2 separate regions of the Homo sapiens genome follow, and region 2 is linked to region 1. Evidence: chromatin loops called from intact Hi-C (ENCODE). Cell type or tissue: heart left ventricle. All regions are shown on one strand.

What was found. A loop is a pair of places that touch in the nucleus more often than their neighbours do. Peaks named below come from ENCODE experiments on the same cell type or tissue, not always from the same donor. Only the 100,000 strongest peaks of a DNase experiment are listed, where the experiment ranks them.
Region 2: it touches region 1 in a loop (2.3-fold over the local background); 3 of 110 quality-filtered maps call a loop at or near these places.

The regions. Positions count from the first base shown.
Region 1 is chr9:116,315,551-116,323,550 of GRCh38, forward strand. All of the region lies in intron 10 of PAPPA (pappalysin 1), which reads left to right. It overlaps PAPPA-AS2 (PAPPA antisense RNA 2), which reads right to left. Exons shown (of 6, transcript NR_170222.1): 2 at 4,073-4,250; 3 at 3,054-3,194; 4 at 2,708-2,841. Among named protein-coding and RNA genes, the nearest start is that of PAPPA-AS2, 44 kb to the right of the region's middle. In heart left ventricle, no CTCF peak of the experiment used is centred here; a DNase peak (open chromatin) is centred at 3,371; H3K27ac peaks cover 3,816 bases.
Region 2 is chr9:116,260,832-116,268,831 of GRCh38, forward strand. PAPPA (pappalysin 1) reads left to right here. Exons shown (of 22, transcript NM_002581.5): 8 at 5,026-5,154. Among named protein-coding and RNA genes, the nearest start is that of PAPPA-AS2, 99 kb to the right of the region's middle. In heart left ventricle, no CTCF peak of the experiment used is centred here; no DNase peak of the experiment used is centred here.

The DNA of each region.
Region 1 (8,000 bases):
ACCCTTTGCTTCTTGTTTTTGCAGGAAAGATTGGGGTCTAAGCAATTTTCCTGTGATTGGCTTCCTACAGAGATGGATGGAAATCTAAGGGTCTTCCTTTCTGACTTGAGAATGTGGTTCACCTTCAGAGAGATCTCCCAATACAAGGCCCAGCACAGGAGGGTGTGAAGGAGTAAGAGGAAGAAAGATGGGAGGAAGAAGAGGTAGAGGTAAAAGGAAAGAAGGAATATAGAATGAAGAGACAGAGAAAAAGGAAGGACTACACAATAACAACAAATACCAGTAATAACCATAATGTAATAGTAATCACAGAAATTGATAATGATGAGTAGAGTAAAGAGAATGGCTTGGCTGTCAGAGTGATTACATTATGTAGAGAACTCTACACTGTTTTTTGTACATTTAAACCTGTCAACCACTGTATGAGGTAACTACTGTAATTAAGACTCACAAAGGTTAGGTCACTTACCCAAGTTCTACAGGTAGCCCAGTGGTAGAACAGGGAAGTCTAGAATTTGAAACCAGAACCATGTCCCTCTACAGCCAGGAAGAAAGAAGCAGCAAGTGATGGAGGAAAATGTCAATTTTGTATTTTTAGTGAGTAGGGTGTATCTAAATATTTGCATGTGCAAGAGCTCTTTGAATCCTCACAATGCTACAACATAGGTACCATCATCTCATTCTGCAGTGGAAGATATTAGAGTTTATGAAGGGTTCAAGGCCATGTTGTCAGTGAATGGCAGAAGCTGAAATTCCAACTCACATTCCTTTGATTTAAAATGCATGTGTCTTCTGGTGCTTAGTGGAAGATTCAGGGAAGTGGCAGGTGCAGGGGTTGTTGAGAAGTTCACATTGTGGATCCCAGATTCTCAGGCACTGCATCTCAGAACAGCTGCTTCAACACCCTGCGTTTGTGCAGATGTCTGTTGCCCTGGCCAAGGCTGCCACTAGGGAAAAGCATCACTCTGGAAGGTCCTTGTTCCTCAGAGAACCCTGCTGATAGAGTGGTGGACATATAAGTCAACAGTGTCCATTGCACCTGTGGTGGACAAAGCTCCCCGGTTTGTACATCACAGTCACTGTTTCTACCTCTGAAGCCTGGAGGGGCAGGCCAGGGAGAAATACCACTTTTGTCTTTAAAAATGGGAGTTCTTGTTTGAGTTGGAAGGTCTGCAGGATGCTGTTAAAAACATAAGTGACTGCTGTCCACCTGTTCCTTTCATACATCACTGCATTGCATCCTTTGGAGACTCTTCCTAGGAAAAATCAAGCTCGAGGCAACCTAGACAAGAGTACTGCCTCCTCTTCAAAAGCAAAAGGAAGAGAGCGAATCATGTAGTGATTCCCAGCCCTTACTCATTGAGGCTATAGGAGGGGATGGGAGGACCCTGAGGTCTGCAGTGAGAAGCAGGACTCAGAGACAATGCACTCTGCATGATCATCTTGGCATCTAGTGGGGTTCCCTGCAGGTAATGTGACTTGTACTTCAATTTCAACACAATCTGGAACACACAGATCTTAATTTGGAAAGCTGAATAACAGGAGAAAGGGGGAAGAGGGGAGGAAACAAAAACAACAACCTGGAAACTTCTAGTTTTATGAACTTGAGAAAGTCTTGTTCTTTCAAGACAGATGTTTTTAAGTAAAAAATCATTCCTCTGACCTTTCTTGAATAGGCCGATGCGGTCAAGACTGCCATTAACCACTGTTCAACTATTCATAACCAAGGGTTTCGGTGACCAGGCACCGAACTTGGATGTGATCATCACTTTCCTGATTAACCCATGAATGCCCAGGGACTTTGATTTAAAATCAAAGGACAAAGAGAGGTGTAGAAGCTTCCTAAGACATCCCCCTTTAGTCTTAATAGCTCTGAGCTGAGTGATGGAGATGTCCATATTTTAGTGCCTTACTCCAGGGTTGTCTGTGTTTCTGAATTTCACTCTAGAGCCAGCAGAGAAAGCATTTGGATTAAAGCTAAGTAGATTTTTGTTTTTTATCTTCAGTGTCTAAATCTCAGTCAGTTTCAGGTTTGGGGCTATAGAGCAGAAGGCATTACCCAGCCCTGTTTTAGGATTATGGTGTTTTCGTATTCTGGTCCAGAACTTAGAAGTGTTTCAGTGCTCAACATACTGCTCTAGAACTGACAATGCCTCGGGCCCTGAAATAAAATTCATGATTTTTCAGGATTCTTATCTGGAGCTGGAAATGCCTCAGAATTTTCTACTGCTGGCAATAGCTCTGTGCTCCTGTCTAGAGTTGAGTGTTCATCCTGACTGAAGTTAACAGTGCTCTCTTGATCTGATCCAGAGTCTACACTGGTTTTATATTCTGATCTAGAATTCATGACATTTCATTAATTTCTTTCAGTACAAATGCAAAAATAAAGTTTAAACTACAGAAAGTTAGCAATGTATTTTTTTAAATAACGTGCTCAGAACTGTGTTTGCAACAATATTCAGCATCTCAAACTTATCCTTCACGCCTCCGCTGTTGACATCATTTGGGAAACTGGGTTTGTCATGGCTTAGCTGTGGCCGAGTTTTTCTCCTCTGGCCATTTTTTTTCCTCCAGTTCCTGCTCTCCAGAGCCCATTTGATATTAAGATCTTGCCTTTCAGACCTGGCCTTCAGATATAGATTGCCTCAGCAACTCCCTTCTCCAAGCCCCTCCCTCAGCCTTCAGAGAGCTTGAACACAGAACCTACCACATTTCTCTATGAGTGTTTGCTTGCTTCGTTCTTCACCTCCCACCCCCATGGGAGGAGAAGGAATTTTTATCTTTGTTGCTTTTGTTCCTTTGGGGTCCATTTTCTTCATGTGGACCATGGGAATGAAGAACCTAACACATAAATAAGTGCTAAATAAATGTTGAATGAATGAATGACAGAATGAGAGAGACATAGAAACATTTGATCCTAGGCTGGACAGAAAAAAAAAAGATGCTTTCAAAAGAAAACAGATCCCTGGGAGCACCCAAACCACTGCCTCTCACCCTGTAAGAATACAAGGAAGGTTTTGCATCCCACTCTTTTAACCCCGTCAGCATCTTACTCTTGGAGGTAGCACATGTGCTGTGAAGTCACCCACGGACCATCTGGCTGGGGATCCCGTGTTCCTCCTCTGCAGCAAGAGATTACGTAAACTGGACAGCAGCCTCCAGATGTTAGCAGTTTCTGCTCATTTTTTTCCTCCCTTTTCAACAACAATAATAATAATTAAAACAAACACAGGCCTCATCCCCCACCCGCACCCCTGAAATTACAAACAGGTGGGCCCAGATGTCCTCCCCCTTCCCATCCAAGGGCCTCCTATTCTTGAGGCCCAGCCGCCGACCCTCAGCAGGGCCTGCCCTGGGCTGAGCCGGACAGTCATGCCAGCTGCCCTGTGGCTCAGGCCACAGTCTCCCGAAAGGGGAAATGGCCATGTCATGAGAAGTCTCTGTGCCAGACTTTCCCTCTCCCCGCCTCCCACCCCAAAGCCTTGGCCTCCAACTTAAATGGATGTATTTTGGAGGACTAGGTGGCTTAAGAGATTAGTAATGAGATCCCAAGTCTTTCACTGCTGGGTCAGGAGTTCATAGGCGGGCCTGGGCGACTAGTGAATGGCATAATTAGGGAGACAGGGAGCAGGCCTGCGGAGGGCCCGTGTGAAATGAGCCCAGCCAGGCCTTTAATGGCAGCAGTTGTCAGCAGCACAAAAGGCGGCCGCCACATCCGACACTAATCACTCTCCCTTGTTAGAGGATTTACTAGCTGGAGGAGCTCAAGCCCCCTGCCCATCTCCTCCTCAAAACGGGCATCTGGGAAGGGACTCGGCCCAATGCCTGGCTGTACTGTCTGCAGAACGGGGAGCTGATGCCAACCCCATGGGGTAGAGGTGTGAGAACTAACATTTCATGCAATATAAATGAGTGACTAGTGTCATTATATTAATCAGTACTTCCACTGCTATTGTGAATTTTCTTTCTCCATTTGAAAAAGGGGGTGGGGTGGGTGATGAATCTCCCCATCACAGTGACATAAGGATGGTGTCCATGGAGGTGGAAGCATTTGGATATTTATCATCCTCACCGTTATTGTCATCATTCTCATTAAGATCAGCATGTACACTGTGTGGGTCTCAGTTTTCTCATCTGCAGAATGGACTGGGAATAGGAGATAGAACTGAAGTAACACAGACTTCAACATCCACTCCGAACAGGTGTGGCCTTGGCACCTTATTTATTACCTCTGAGCCCAGGCTGTTTATCTGTAGGACAAACAAGAAGGAGGATAGTAATACTGGCTTCCCGGGAATGTGGGGAATCTATGTTTGGAACATAGGTGCTGGACAGTAAATGATGGCAAAGAAAACATGTTAGCTTTACCACTTTCATGAATGGTGTCTTAGGCCTCTAACATAAGCTTTTCCCTTAGAAGAAGGTTGAGACATCTATCTGTTGTCCCCCAGAAATCCTGAACCTGTGTGTATGAAATTGAGGAATTTAATGAGTAGTCTCTAAGAATCAATTCTATGATTCTGAACCATATCATTTCTAAGAAACTTAGTTTCCCTATCTGTAAAAATGTTAGTATGCTGTAGGGCAATACGTCTTATATGATTTCTATATTCCCTTTCCATTGAAAGCCTGGCTTTTCCTCCATGATCATTTGGTCTGGCCAGGGGTTTGCACCCTAAATCCCAGGATTTCAGACTTGTGGGGAGGTGCCAGCCTGAAGGGTATGAGACCCCTAAGGAGTGTGAAATGCCTAATGTGTTAGGGACAGATCCCTGGAGCAACGAGGTGCTAATCAGCCCAGAGCTGAGCCCCAAGGCTGGAGGGCATCCAATGCCAAGTTATCTTATCAGAAAGTGTCTCCTGGGTAGAGGCTCTGAGATCTGCTGCTATTTCTAGAACTCTGGGAGGGAAGAAGAAGCCATCTCTCTGTTTCACACTCTGGCCCTGCACACAGGAAATGCTTCTTTCCTTGATTGTCTGTCTATGCCGAATAATAAATGCTCATATTGAAAGAAACGCAAACCACCCCTCCCTTTCCCCTCTATCTCTTTAAGGCAGGCATCAAAGGGGAAAGCTGCTCTGGAGGCCTGGGGAAAGTGATAATTGTTTCTAATGGTTGGTAAAAGAAAGCCTGGCTCCCCCCTCTCTTTTTTCTGCCATTGCTATTAAGTGTGTAAAAAGGAAGTGTGTGTGTATGTGTATGTGTGTGTGTGCCTGTGTGTTGTGTTGTGTTGTGTATCTGTTAACCCTCGGCTTCCCTTAAAGTTTTCTGTGTTCATTGGTCAGTTTGGAATTAGAGGCATAAGAGGGAAGCAGGGATAGAAGTAGGAATGAAGAGAAGATCTCAGGTAGGAGAGGTCTATAGTGCTCCGCAGGTAGTGGGAGAGGCCCTGAACCTGAAGTTGGAAGATTTGAGTTGTGTTTGTTCATTATATGCATTAACTGAGATGAGACATGTAAAGTGGTATTGTTGTTATACATTTTTTTTTTTTTTTGAGACGGAGTCTCACTCTTTCACCCAGGCCGGACTGCAGTAGTGCTATCTCGGCTCACTGCAGGCTCCACCTCCTGGATTCACTCCATTTTCCTGCCTCAGCCTCCCGAGTAGCTGGGACTACAGGCGCCCACCACCGCACCCAGCTAATTTTTTGTATTTTTAGTAGAGACAGGGTTTCACCGTGTTAGCCAAGATGGTCTCGATCTCCTGACCTCGTGATCCGCCCGCCTCAGCCTCCCAAAGTGCTGGGATTACAGGCGTGAGCCACCGCGCCTGGCCATACATTCGCTTAGCATCTAAGCTGGACCTTCCTCTGCTCTTAATACTGAAGATAGAAAAGACAAGAGCTCATTCTTCCCCTCAGTGAGCTAATGACCAAGTTCAAGAATTGCAAATAGGATTCATCTTCTAGGCCAGTTCTGAGCAATTAGAGTGACTCCCCATAGTGTTTTGTTGAGAAGGATTTAGAGGCCTACCTTCAGGGATGCACTATGTAATTAATGGTGCCTGTCCTGTGCAATGGATGAGAGAATGGTAGCACTGATGTCACGTGGGAATGAGTCCTGGTTCTCCTGGTCCCTTTCCTGCACTACATGGTTATTATTATCTCTAAACATTGGTCTAGGCCCTATAGACTTTGATTTCTAGATCTAATGCGTCACCAATCTTATAAAGCCTTGGGAAAGCCATATTAGTTTAACATAGGGGACATTTGGTGAGCCCTGCCCAGTAACCTGCATTAGACACTGATGAAAAGGAAAGAGAAGTCAGGCATAGGCACTGTCTTTGAAGCTCATACATGGAGATTCAGATGGACAAACAAGAAACCATAATGCAAGTGTATTACCTCAAGGGTATGGACCAAGAGTTATTGGGAGGTCAAGCCATGGAGTAAGAAGAGAACAGACTTTGCGTCAGACGAGCATGAGTTTGACTGCTAAGCCGTGGCAGGCTGATCAATGCCTACCCAAACCTCAGAGTCCTTATATCTCAATTGGGGATAAAGATGCTTATTTCACAAGATTATTAGGAAGGTAAAATGAGATAATACACAGGCAGCACCCATACTGGGCAGACCATCTTTAAGAGTTGGTGCTGGCCAGGCGCGGTGACTCACGCCTGTAATCCTAGCACTTTGGTAGGCCAAGGCAGGTGGATCACCTGACGCCTGGCCAACATGGTAAAAACCCCATCTCTACTAAAAATACAAAAATTAGCTGGGTGTGGTGGCAGGAGCCTGTAATCCCAGCTACTCGGGGGGTGGAGGCAGGAGAACCGCTTGAACCTGGTAGGCAGAGGTTGCAGTGAGCTGAGATCGTGCCATCGCATTCCAGCCTGGGGTACAATAGGAAGACTTAGTCTCAAAAAAAAAAAAAAAAAAAAAAAGAGCTGGTGCCCTCTCTCACTCTCCCAGGAAAGCACTGAGGAGGGAGAACATCATCTGATAAAAACAGCAAAGCCTGGTTTATGGAGGAGGTTTTATTTCACCTGGGCCATTCTGTGTCCAGGTTCCCTGAGGCCCTTTACAGCTGTAGTCTTATAGGCTGTCTCCCAGCAGGCTTTCCCTCCTGTAGTCCTCAGGACCCTTAAGAATCTTGGAGGTTTATATCAGGAAACCAACTTCTGTCCTTCTTGCACCCTTGCAATTCTTGGGAAATAACCTGGCATTGGAACTGCAAGCCTGAGGTTAAAATGTGGCCTAAGGAGAAATATTGAGAAACACTGGCTGGCTGTGTGTGTGTGTGTGTGTGTCTGTGTTTGTGTGTGTTGCACACTTGTACATTTATGGGTACTGTTAGTGTCAGTATCCATCCCCGCACTCCTCCTCCCCATTCCTTTTCCTATTTTCTTCTATAAGGCTCATTCGCAGGTCCCTTTGGGTGGAAAAAGGAAATTGGAGAGGTTGGACTAGAGGCTTGATGAGCACTTCCTCCCTCCCATGATTGACAAAAGGGCATGTAAATCTGTAAAATCGAAATTCAATGGAAACCTCATGGCATGTCCCCTGTGTGGGAAAATACCAGAGCCCCCGCTCCCCCTCTTCTCCCTCCGTCTCCCTGCCTTTGTGTACATCGTGTGTGGGTGGAAGATAAACTGGATTTAAAAAAACCCTTTGAAAGCAAGACATCGTTAACTCCTCTAATTGAAAGCAGTCTTCTGCAAAGGAGGGGGATTTGGAGGCGGGTGCTGGATGTAGCGGCTGGCAGTGCACTGAGTGGACAAGAGTCTCTGGGTCCTGGAGCCACAGAGTCCTCTGTTTCTGCAGACCTGGAACGCCTAGTCACCACCAGACATCCTGGCCCGTCACAGAGGAGCTTACTGTATATGTTCAAGCCGGTCTCTTCTCCCTCCACCGGGCTATGTTTCTCCATCCATCAAATGTGAGAATTGGAGTAAGAATTTCTGAGGACCCTCCCAGCTCAGATATCCAGTGATCCCAAAGCTCTGGACAAAGGATTTCCCCAGCTATTTTGCAGCTTCCAATTGCAGACACAAAAAGAAA
Region 2 (8,000 bases), 55 kb before region 1:
TTAATACAGAAAAACAAAGATTTGGAAGTCATGAAACACAAATTCCAAATCTTTCAACTGGTCTTTGTATGTAAGGTCTTTGTGATCCAAAACAAAGTCTTTTGATTTCTATTCTGCTGTACTTTGAGAAAGCTTGGGGCTTCTGTCTTTGGAAAGCACTGTCTTGGAATGGAGTTAGACAGAACTGGTTCAAATCCCTACTCCATGACAAAAATATTGTGACTATCGGCAAGTAGCTTAATCTTCCTAAGTGTTAGTTTCCTCATCTCACAAGGAGGATAATTATTCGAGGGATTGTTCTTTTGGTTGAGACTGTAAATACAAAATATGATACGTAGTGCGTAGCATATAATAAGTAGGCAACACATAGAAACTATGATAGCTGTTTTTATTCCAGAGGATGAAGTTTTAAAGAAATATAACACAGTTTAGTTATAGAGACTATTTGAAGAGATAGACAATGATAAACGAATGCTATGATATAGAAACAATAGGATCAATAATGAGTATTTAAGGAGCTCAGAGAGAGTTTTCTGGAAGAAGCAAAATGTGATGTTTCCATAGGGTAATGAGCCTGTCTCTCCCCTTCCTCCTATATGACTTTTTTGTTTCTTATTTGACCTTCACAGTGGTATGGGACAAGAATCAAACATCCTAATTAAAAGACAGAAAAACAGACCCCCGCAAAATCACATGACTTGTCTACAGATTTCAGATAGGTTTTAATTGACCTATCATATTAACTACATACCAATAAACTTTAATTTATGCATTTTAAATGCATATTTAAGCTTAAGTCATAAGGTGCTTACCCTCCTTATGTATATATTAATATTTTAGATAATGATTTCACAACCTGTAATTAAATTTTAGTGTAAGTTGTGCTCTAAATTCGATACACATTTACCATCAGTATGACTTTCTGAGGCAGAATACTGAGATCATATCAACCAGAAATGCCAGCATTTTTGTTTCTAATTATCAGAAATACAACCCTATGGCACATATGCCATTTGCGATATGTGTTAAAGAATGACGGTTAAATGTAGAAAAAAGTGTTTTGTTTTGTTTTGTTTTGTTTAAAAAAAAAATGCATGAGGGCCAGGCACAGTGGCTCATGCCTGTAATCCCAGCACTTTGGGAGGCCGAGTGAGGAGGCTCACTGGATCCCAGGTGTTCTAAACCAGCCTGCGCAACCTGATTAGACCCCATCTCTACAAAATATATTTTAAAAATTAGCCACTGTGGTGGTGCATGCCTGTAGTCCCAGCTACTCGGGAGGCTGAGGTGGGAGGATTGGTTGAGCCAGCGAGTTTGAGGCTACAGTGAGAGCTGTGACTTCTGCCTGGGTGACAGAGCAAGACTGTCTTAAAAAAAAAAAAAAAATCGCAAAGATTCCACAGAACAACCCTTCAAAATAGACAAACAACTTCATCACATTTAAATATATTAGCTACAAACATAAAATATTCAGATGCAGACTTTATGATTTACTACTACGGATGGTTGAAGTTTAAAAAGAAAAAACTTAAAATGGCATTCAGAATTTGATGTGAGAAATCAGAAGTAGCCAAAATAATCACATCTCAGGTGATCTGCTAAAATTTTAGTTCCAAAGAAAGAGTAAATTGGAAGTTTCAGCTTGGTAGCAAGCTGCTGTCGCTGCACTAAATGAAAAGATTTTGAGCTGGACAGTGGCTCTAAATTTAAGAATATTCTGACGATGTTGGCAAGACTGGAAACGGGATATGCTTGAAGCAGGACATTAAGCCAGAGGCTGCTTTGGCCGTCAAGATTGACATATGGGCCTCAGGAGAGCTGAAGAAAGGATGACGTGGAAACTCCTGGGTGGGGAGAATTGAGAGGGCTTAGGGTCCATCTGAATGTAGGAGGCACAGGAGGGGAAGGAGTTCAAGTGATAGCATAAGGCTTTCCAGATGGTTTTAGGAGCAGCTGAAAGGAACAACTTGACAAAAATGTCCTACTTTTAGACCAACAATGAAATAGGTTCTAACCTCCAGCAAAGCCTTCAGAAGCCACTAGCTTATCCTTCTGAAAGAAATCTATTCTACCTAGGTTCTTGAGAAAAGAGCCCTCATTTAACATTAACTCTGACTTAAACTTGGGTAAAATATAGTTTTATCATAGGAATTTTTCCGTGGAAAACATAATCTTTTTAGTAACTGCTGTACCCATCCCACTGTCCCCACCTTTTAACTTAAGGGAGTGACTTGGGTTTTTATTTTTCAATCTGAAAACTTGGGATAACAACACCTTCCTCAAAGAGCTGCTTAAGCTTCTGGAAAACAATGAAATATGAACCACACACACACAGCTAGAAGAAGGAAGGTTATTAAGGTTTCTGTACTAATCAAATATGATGTTAGTGGATAAGAAGGAGGTCGGTGGGTAGACGTTACAGGGACACAGATTTCGCCCCAGGGTAAAGAGAAACCTTCTGGGATCCAGAATTTTCAGAAGCTGAAATGGGTCACCTGGAAAGAGAGCAAGCTGCCAGGCACTGGGGGTGTTCCAGCCAAGTGAAGTAGTAGAAAAGATATTTTCATCAAGCCACGGCACACATGGTAGATGATGGCTGCATCTTCACGGGTTTGCCTCACCAAGGTTACATTACTTATTTGTCTCTCCATCTCTTCTAGTAAGGGGACCATAGCATAAATTCAGTGGACAGGAATGTTGATAATTAACCATTAATTGTAATGGATTAACATTTATTAAATGTTCGTCATAGGCTGGGCCCATATGTGCTTTATAATTGTTCTCATGCTTCATCTGCAGATAAATGCTGTGAAGCCAGGTTTATGACTGATTTGAAATAGGCTCAGAAAGGTAAAACACCGGCCCATGACTTCCTGGCTAATAAGTGAGGCAGCCAGGACAGAAACACATGTTTTCTTGTCTCTGTGTTGATATTTATTGAGGAAAAGGAGGAGGAAGAGACGCGACGAGAGGACAAAGTGGAGAGAGGAGCAAAACATTCACAAATATTAGCCAACCACCTTAAATATCATCAGCCGCAAATCACTCGTGACACATGCCAGAAGTGAAAAACACAATGTAGAGAAGTACTTTTCATACTCACCCTTTTCCAGAGAACTACCCCCATCTACTTAGACAATGACTGGATAGCCCCAGTGGACTGGGATGTAGTCTGAAGAAAATTTCTTATTTTATATCACAATGTGGCCGTTTAAAAAATATAAAGCATGCCTCTGTATTTTAGAAAAAAATGAACGCATAATACAAGGCATGTCATATTTATCATGTAACTTTGTGTATCCCCTGGGATTGTTACTTTTTTCTCCACCCCACTCCAGTTTTAGAATTATCACCAGGTGAAGTATATGCTCATTAGTCTAGATGTGGATAAAGTAGCCAATAAGCTAAATGAAATCATAAACCCTATAATTCTATCAACAAATTAGGATTCGAGGTTTACAAAACAACCATCACTCATGCATAAAAATCTCTCAAGATATTGGTATGTCCACCTATTTCATCTTCATTGGCAGAGCACTAAATCTCCAGGGATTTTTGGTCTACCCACAATATTAGCAGTTCCAGTGCTGCTAAAACAAACTCCCTTTGGGGTAATACATCCAACATTCTCAGGAAAGTTGTGTTCTTTCCCAGAGTCCTTCAATGCTCATAAACTCCAGCTCATTATTGTGTTGAGAGTCTGAAGACATTCTCTGTCCATTGCCCCTGCACCTGTTATCTTGTTGGCCTTAACCAAACAGCCCAAGTCCTAACAGCAGCTGAAATAACAGACGGGCAGGAGAACTTGAGATTTTTTGACATCATCCTTTTGTTTATGAAATCCCCCCCAATGCTGGAATCTGACAGGAATTCTCTTCATTATCATTTTGTGTTTTTTCCCATGGTACTTTGTTGTTATTAAAAAATTATTACTAAAAATAATTGATGCAGAGGTAGATGAAAGATAGGAATAACATCTTCATTTGAAAATTGTCAAAAAGGACATAGGGAGGGGGATGTGGTCGTGTGGAATTGACATAAACATATATTTGCCTTGGAGGATAATTGGCAGTAGCTGTGTTCATTTGGTGGTGTGTTTGTGAGGAAGCCCAAGCAGGTACTAGGAGGTCTTTAGGTCAGAGGAGAGATGCAGTCTAGGCAAGTTGGAAATCTGGCAGGAAGCAGTCCTTGGAATTGCGATTCCCAGGACATGACCCAACTTTGCAAGGGGTGAGGTTATTAAAACAGACCTAAAATAGGGATAAGATAGGCAGAATATAGGATATCACTTAATAGCATATGATTGTAAGCAAGTTGCTTTACCTTCCTATGCCTCAGATTCACCATCTGTAAAATCAACATGTAAATACTAGCAGCCATGTAGGGATGTTTTGTTTCTCAAATAAGAAATTCATGAAAAGTGTTTAGCCTAAGGCCCTATATTCTATTAATGGATGCTGCTATTATTATTATTATTTTGTCGAGAGTGAAAGAAATAGGGAGAAGCAAGTGGCAGGGAGGCAGAGAGCCACTGTACACACAGCATCAGAAAAGGGTTTGCTCACGTGTAATGGAGTTTCTGCTCAGGTCTTAAAATGAGGAAACATGATCAGATAATGCCCTAAGAATCTGATGTGGTGCTTTCCCACCTCTGTGCTTTTGTTTATATTTATTTTTCCTGGATGGCTTCCTCACAAACGTCTTCATTTTTAGTCATTTGCCATCTGATACTTTTCCAACAGGGTTGCTGTATAGGTTAAATTAAAGAAAAAAACAACACCTAGTAAGTACATAGTTATCAGTCAATTGATGCTGGTTATTACTGTACATTTTAGTGTAGTCCATTATACTTAGCTAACTGATGTAGCCATAGTGGACAATAGAAAGTATTGGATAGCTAAATGTGCATTTGATTTCAAAAATGAGCAAGACTGATAGAACCTACTCCAGGGGATCAATTTTCCATTCTCTCTTTGTCTGCCCAGTATTGTAATTGTATAATTATGTCTTCTTTGTATTTTCCAGGGATCTAAATCTTGGCAGTGTGTACCAGTATTGGGTCATAACTATTTCAGGAACTGAAGAGAGTGAGCCATCACCTGCTGTCACATACATCCATGGAAGTGGGTACTGTGGCGATGGCATTATACAAAAGTAAGTAGATCTAATTAAAGAAAGAAGAGGAGGGATGCTGGTTAGGTCAAGAGATGGTTAGGGTGCTGAACAGAAGAGCTTATGACATATTCTTCAGTGCATGAGCTGTGAGCTACTAGTGGTCCCCAGCAGTCTCTGGATTGGTCTCCAAACAATTTGCTGAACTCAGAAGAAAAGCAATGACTCTTTTTGAACACGTACATTTTGCGACTATGTAATACAATATATGATTTAGACAGAACTACCCTTATGTACCTACTACCATTTGCTCTTGCTCTCAGTTGCTTTATGTGTGCTACAAGGATTCCATTAGATTTTTCCCTCACAGTCACAGCGTACATTCAGTTAACAGGACACAGTTCATCTAGGTTAAAACACTTTTAAGTTCTTTGCTGGTTACCATTCACATTTATGAAAACTGCATATTTATTTGTTATCTCTATTGTATCATATTATACAACAATTTACAAAATGGGTCAAAGGCTTATAAAAACAGTGGAGTATTTTAACTCACTACAATGTTTAAACCATAAATAATAAACAGTGCTCTGGAGTGAATATTGAATGTGAATATGAGTACACTGAGGCAAATGAAGCATCATTTGTGGGTCCAATCAGTAAGTGTGGATTTTATCAGATTATCAACCCATTCATCTTCCTGTTCTCAGGACAAGATGCTATGCAACTGGCAAACAGGGGTGAGGAGCCACCAAGACTTTTGCATTGTTTAAAACTCAATAAATAAACTTTTAAGTGCTTTTCCTCCAGAATAAGAAAAAAAGTTTTCTAGTACAAAATAGAGAATTTTGTCTCTAGAGGTGGAAAAGAGACCAATAATTATTCAAAATTAAATCTCTTATTGCTAAAATTATGTTCCTCATTGCTAAAATGTTTATTTGCAAGTCACACTATTGCTAAGAGACTTTTTAAACTATTGACAGATTTAATGATAAACATTACATGTGGAGAAGGCAAAACAAGCTATTGGCAAAATTCCTTCATTAAATAGCACTGTTGGGTGTCACATAATATCTGTGCAATATGGAATTGCAATTACTATTTCTATAAGGGGAGGGGTGGTATGAAAAAAGAATTTGCTTCACAGTTGGATGAAACCACTGATGTGTAGAACATGAATCAACTCGTAGGAGTAGTACATATATGAAAGAGACACATTAGATGACTCTTTCTTTCTGTTCATCACTAACACTAAGCTAGAGGGGAAGAACAATTTAATTTGTTTCTGATGATTTTGTGGTATGGAATGTAAACTGGAAACCTCTGCTTTAGGATGAAAGGACCAGCTAGGAATACAGCAAGGATGATGCAGTAATGCAAGTGAAAAGAGCTGGCATATAAATACTCATCCACATAGACATCAGTTATTTGCCAGCAGTGTTCTTTCTGAACATGATTTAACATTAAAGGCAATAGAAATATTGCAAACATGATCAGATGATTGGTAAATTATATCTTTTAAACTTGCTGTGTAACAAGATAGTAGCATGTACAAGATTCTGTTCCTCTTTGCTCCCCACTCCACAACTAAAGTTTGCCAACTGTTAATGAAAAGATACCAACTCAAGTTTTTAAAATAAGAAATGGCGGCCGGGTGCGGTGGCTCACGCCTGTAATCCCAGCACTTTGGGAGGCCGAGGCGGGTGGATCATGAGGTCAGGAGATCGAGACCATCCTGGCTAACAAGGTGAAACCCCGTCTCTACTAAAAAAATACAAAAAATTAGCCGGGCGCGGTGGCGGGCGCCTGTAGTCCCAGCTACTCGGGAGGCTGAGGCAGAAGAATGGCGTGAACCCGGGAAGCGGAGCTTGCAGTGAGCCGAGATTGCGCCACTGCAGTCTGCAGTCCGGCCTGGGCGACAGAGCGAGACTCCGTCTCAAAAAAAAAAAAAAAAAAAAAAAAAAAAGAAATGGCATTAAAAAAATATTGGCACTGATGAGGCAAGTAATTATTTGCATAATCTCAAGTGGCTTTCTGAAGCAGGAACATAGCAGGAACATATATGTATATTTATCTATATATTTCCGGATCATATGTTTATTTCTTAAATGTCCTACACCTAAAATTTTATATCTGAATTGTCAAAATGTTTAAGATTGAAGAGATTAGTGTAAGGGTTTATAACTGTTGCATTATGGTGCAAATCAGCTGATTGCCAAGAATTTGACTCCTCAAGCACAGAATAGAAAGCTCCTCACTTGTTTGAGCTATTTAACATACAATGCTGTATGTATTTAAGATCCACATTCATATGAAGCAACAGAACAAGAAGATACAGTTTCCAATGCAGTAAAATTGGGGAAAGGGAAACTTCTCACTGTTCTCTCCCACATTAATACATCAAATTCCAGCTTTTGATAAAGTTGCTGTCTGATGGAACATTGAACAACTAAACAGAGGACTCTCCATGGAGAAAGTACCCCATCATTTGTGGGTCCAAGATTGAACTTCATATCTAGACTATCCAGAAAACATTTGCAGTCACTGGTGATAACTCATAATTGTGATTTGGGAATTTCTAATTTAGCCCAATTTTTTTTTTAAGTCATCAGATTTGGAGCCTCATCTACAGCTCATCTCAGCTCATGGTGGAAACAGATATAGATGAATTGGTTAAACACTGCAAATGATATCATTCTTGCTGATCTAAAACTATTAGTATCATAATTATTATTAATTTTAAATAGTATACTTAATACAGTTTTTTTTTAGTATTTTTACCTAGAATTAGTATCTTTCATAAACATCAAACACATGTTCAGTTACCTGTAGATATCAAATATTTGTTGATATACTTTGTAGAAAACTAAATTTAGCTTATGGATGTT